Regions from separate parts of the Homo sapiens genome. Here region 2 is linked to region 1. The links are chromatin loops, found by intact Hi-C in ENCODE. Cell type or tissue: GM12878. All regions are shown on one strand.

Evidence for each region. Hi-C counts contacts between places; a loop is a spot of excess contacts. Peaks named below come from ENCODE experiments on the same cell type or tissue, not always from the same donor. Only the 100,000 strongest peaks of a DNase experiment are listed, where the experiment ranks them.
Region 2: a loop joins it to region 1, with 4 times the contacts of the local background. A loop is called at or near these places in 2 of 110 quality-filtered maps.

The regions. Positions count from the first base shown.
Region 1 is chr2:62,308,766-62,311,265 of GRCh38, reverse strand. No RefSeq gene overlaps it. Among named protein-coding and RNA genes, the nearest start is that of MIR5192, 100 kb to the right of the region's middle. RefSeq lists an enhancer at 999-1,368. In GM12878, no CTCF peak of the experiment used is centred here; a DNase peak (open chromatin) is centred at 1,395; H3K27ac peaks cover 2,500 bases.
Region 2 is chr2:62,139,680-62,142,179 of GRCh38, reverse strand. No RefSeq gene overlaps it. Among named protein-coding and RNA genes, the nearest start is that of B3GNT2, 55 kb to the left of the region's middle. RefSeq lists an enhancer at 25-114. In GM12878, no CTCF peak of the experiment used is centred here; DNase peaks (open chromatin) are centred at 792 and 1,189; H3K27ac peaks cover 2,173 bases.

The DNA of each region.
Region 1 (2,500 bases):
GGTTGGCCCATTGCACTTCAGTGCAGAGCCTGGAGCCAGAAGGGAGGCCCTGCCATTGGTCAGCAGGGCAGCTCGCCTCACAGCTTCATTTGGACAAGAGTCGCAGACAAGCTCAAGGGTCTAGGGGAACCAGGTTTGGAGATGTTAGACTGGGAATGGGCTAGCTCAGAATCAATCTGAATGATATGACATTGTTACAGGCTGGGTTGAATTATGTTCCCCCAAAGGATATATGCTGGCCCCCAAACCTGTGAATGTGGCCTTATTTGGGAATAGTCTTTGCAGATGCAATCAAGTTAGGATAAAGTCATACTCAACTAGAGTGGTCCCTAATCCAATGACTGGTGTCCCTATAAGAAGAGGAAAGTTTGGACACAAATACACAGGGAAAAGACCTCATAAAGATGGAGGTAGAAATGAATATGATGGGTCTACAAGGCAAGAAACGCCAAGGAATGCCAGGAACGATAAGAAGCTAGAAGAGGCAAGGAAGTGTTAAAGCAAACTATATATGTCCTGAGAAGGACTCTGTACTTCTATATTTGAGTCCTTGTGGATGAACTGTAACCTAGCTTAATAGTCAGACAAAATTGAAAACCTAATTTAGGAGTATGCGCCTGTAACAATAACTAAGTCTTGGCCAATCCCAGAGGCTATACTTCAACCATTCATACTCTGCTGAGTGTTCAAACTACGTTCAAATAAGGCAAACACTGAGCTGTAACCAATCCGGTCATTCTGTACCTCACTTCCAATTTCTGTACATCATTTCCCTTTGTCTATAAATCTTCTTCCACCATGTAGCTGCGCCGGAGTCTCTGTGAATACGCTTGATTTGGGGGCTGTCCGATTCACAAATTGTTCATTTAATTAAACTCAATTAAACTCTTAAATGTAATTCAGCTGAAGTTTTTCTTTTTTCAGAAGGCCCCTCTCCTAGAGACTCTAGAGAGAGCATGGCCCTGCCACCACCTTGATTTCTGACTTCTAACCTCCAGAATTGTAAGAGAATAGATTTCTGTCATTTTAAGCCACAGTTTGTGGTACTAACACAGACACCTTCTCCTCTGCCAAAAATAATAATTCATGTGATGGGATAAAAATGACTGGCGAGTTCCCAACCTTTCCCACCCCCATGGCCCCTAATGAGGGTCCTGGTTACACTCTCCTCAGTTCCTCCTGGAGCCCACCCTCCAAGGAAGGAGCCCCGCCCTGCCAGCCATTTGTGAGATAAAAATCAGAGGAAACGGAAACTGAGAGCCAGACCGGGAGCCCCTGCAGCAAGTGAGAGCCATGTGTGGGAGAAGACGGAGGGGGACGTGCAAGAAGAACTGTGCCTCTCACATGGCCACCGTGAGAATCGAGTGCAGTCTAACGAAGGACTACGTTCACTTATCGGTGTGAGAAACACACGTGAAAGACTTGAGTTATTTTGAAATCACGTTTTGTTTCATGGTCTTTTGACCGCATCGCAGCTCCAGCACAGAGCTGAGCCACGTGGACCGAGGCTCTGTGAGCTTTCCTCTCCTCCCCATCACTGAATGCTTTCTGCCCTCCAGGCCCCTGCTAAGTGCTTGGCAGACTCCTCTCCTGTCCTCACAGCAACTCTAGAAGGACAGTGCTGTTTTAGATGACAAAACTGAAGCCTCACAGCAAACCTCAGTGAAATAGCCAAGGTCTAAAAGCTCAGATTACCTCATGCCTAGCTCAGAACTATTAGAATAATAATTGAAGCAGCAAGGAGCCTTGAGGCGACACCTAGAAGCTGGCAACCAACCCTACTACTGGTCTATGCTCTTGGGACAGCCTTGCCTCCTGGGATAATGGCAGCTCTGTTACCCTCCAGGAGATAGAGAATGGTGTGTTTCTGGCATTGAGGCCTAGCCAGGCCAGGGTGGGCAGAGGTGGCTGCTATACAATGGGCTCTGGAGCCAGACCGACAGGGTTCCCCCCAGCTCTGCCACTCTCTAGCTATATGGGCATGTTATCTGACCTCCCTGGGCCTCTGTTTCCTCATCTGCAAAATGGGGATAATAATAGTTGCCACCTCAGAGGGCAGTTGTGAGGATTAAGTGAATTAATACAGTATGTGACATGCTTAGAACAGCACTGGACACAGTAAGCCCTTAATAAAAGCTAGCTCTTGTGATTATTGAAAAACATGATGCTCTACTCAGATCTGACAAGACCTTAGCTACAAAAAATATAAATCATCAAGCAGACTGTCTGATATGTGTATTTTTATTAAGTGTAAGAATGAACCTCGGCTGGGTGCAGTGGCTCACGCCTGTAATCCCAGCACTTTGGGGAGGCCAAGTTGGGCAGATCACTTGAGATCAGGAGTTCGAGACCAGCCTGGCCAACATGGTGAAACCCCATCTCCACTAAAAATACAAAAAATTAGCCAGGCATTGTGGTGCATGCCTGTAATCTCAGCTGCTCGGGAGGCCAAGGCAGGAGAATTGCTTGAACCCGGGAGGTTCATTCGTGACCCCTCTAT
Region 2 (2,500 bases), 170 kb after region 1:
TCCAGCTATGTTTAGCTTTGTTTGACTATCTTCCATGGGAACACAACTGCATTAGTGTTCCTTTTCTCAGTTCTCCATTTCAAAAATTTTTATTTATTTATTTAATTTCTGAGAGGGGGTCTTGCTCTGTCACCTAGGATGGAGTGCAGTGGCACAAACACAGCCTCACTGCAGACTCGACCTCCAAGTTCAGCCTCCTGAGTAGTTGGGATCACAGGCATGCACCACCATGCCTGGCTAATTTTTTTATTAGTAGTAGAGACAGGGTCTCCCTATGTTGCCCAGGCTGGCCTTGAACTCCTGAGTTCAAGCAATCCGCCCGCCTCAGCCTCCCAAAGTGCTTGGATTATAGGCGTGAGCCACCGTGCCCCGGTATCGGTTCTCCATTTATAACAACTTGTCACCAAGAACCCGAGACCCAAGCTTGGGTCAATGGTTGTCCAGCTAGGATGAGAATAATGTGCTGGCTATCTGGGTACTGTGGACAGCCTGGAAGCCCCATGTGGCAGCCAACTTACTCATTTTGCACACTGCACCCAGAGAAGGGTGGCACTGAGTGGAAAGTGAGGCCAAGGTCATCACAAACAGCATCAGGCTCTACAAAGAGTGACAGCAACCTGAAGCACAGAGACAGGTCTAACATGGATGCAGGATGTAAGTGACGTTGGACCTAGTCTTAGGTCACATCTGCATACAAAAATCCTCACTACAGGAACTGTCATTATTTAAACACATGAGCAAGGACACAGATTTTTGAAATAAGCACTTATTCTTTTGAAGGGTCTAAAAGGTAGAATGTAGAGATGGAAGACAGTAGACCTGAAATTCCTTCCTGACCACGGCCTTGTACAAATCTTCTGCCCTGTCTGTCCAGATGTTTCCTCATTTTTGACCAGATGCTAAAGCCTCCAAATCAGTCATTCTGAGATCCATGCCAATTCTTAGCCATGATTCTAAAAATAGCCAGAATAGAAATAATATACAATCCTCATATTTATGCTTACTTCTTTAATACAAAAACAGTGTAATAACAGCATGAAGGAAATAATTTAATGATTTTAATTTTTCAGCCTAAAATTATTTTAAACTAATGGTTTCACCTTGTTCCACTTGAGTAATCAAATTCATATTTTCCCCCTTGCCATCTCTCCCCCACCTGCATCCTGTGAATCAACAGAAGTTAAAACCCTAACACCAGTGGGAAACAGAAACTAGCCAAGAGCATGTAAAACAGAAACAAGACAGGCGTGGTGGTGCTGAGGTGGGAAGATCACTTGAGCCCAGGAGTTCAGGCTGCAGTGAATAATGGTTGCACCATTGCACTCTAGCTTGGGGGACAGCGTGAGACCCTGTCTCTATATTAAATTTTAAAATATAATAAAAGAGAAAGAAAATGCCTAATTACAGTTCTTGGTGAATAAATGATGTAAATGCCCATATTTTACTACCTGCTCACGTATAGCGTTAGTATTGTAATCAGATAGTTTATGTACCAAACTTGTAAGTTATGCCAGTTGGGACCATTTATCTAACAGGAAGCAGGCCCAGGCAGGTTCCTTTGCAACAAAGGATGGTTCAATGTTGCATACAGTTGAGTTGCCATGAGAGACAATTATGGCCATCCCCAAATAAGGAAAACTTGATTGCACTTAGATAAAAATTGCGATTTTTCAAATTTTGAGGTCAAAACCTGTATACTCTACAACTAGAGGTAAGCTTAAGCTAATTATGTTCTATTTGAGTCTTCCCTTCTGCTGACTAAATCACCATTTAAAATATTTGTAAACCTTGGTTGTAAAGTTGGACACCTAAGAATTCAAAATAGCAATTGTCCCACAAAGCCCCATCCCTTCCAGTATTGTGTTCTTTTAGGAAAGTATTCAATTATCTCTCAGCTGATCCTAAGATTCCTTCTATATCTTGTCCCTTTCATTTGTTTAGATATTTACTATACACTTTGAGGCTGGGTGCAGCGGCTCATGCCTGTCATCCCAGCACTTTGGGAGGCCGAGGTGGGTGGATCACCGAAGGTCAGGAGTTTGAGACCAGCCTGGCCAACATGGTGAAACCACGTCTCTACTAAAAATATAAAAATTAGCTGGGTGCGGTGGCGCATGCCTGTAATCCCAGCTACTCGGGAGGCTGACACAGGAGAATCGCTTGAACCTGGGAGGCAGAGGTTGCAGTGAGCAGAGATTGCACCACTGCACTCCACCCTGGGCGACAGAGTGAGACTCCTTCTCAAAAATAAATAAATAAATAAAAGGCTGGGCATGGTGGCTCACACCTGTAATCCCAGCACTTTGGGAGGCCGAGGCGGATGGATCATGAGGTCAGGAGTTCAAGACTAGCCTGGCCAAGATGGTGAAACTCCGTCTCTACTAAAAGTAAAAAAAAAATTAGCTGGGTGCGGTGGCAGGTGCCTGTGATCCCAGGTACTCAGGAGGCTGAGGCAGGAGAATCGCTTGAACTCAAAGGGCGGAGGTTGCAGTGAGCCAAG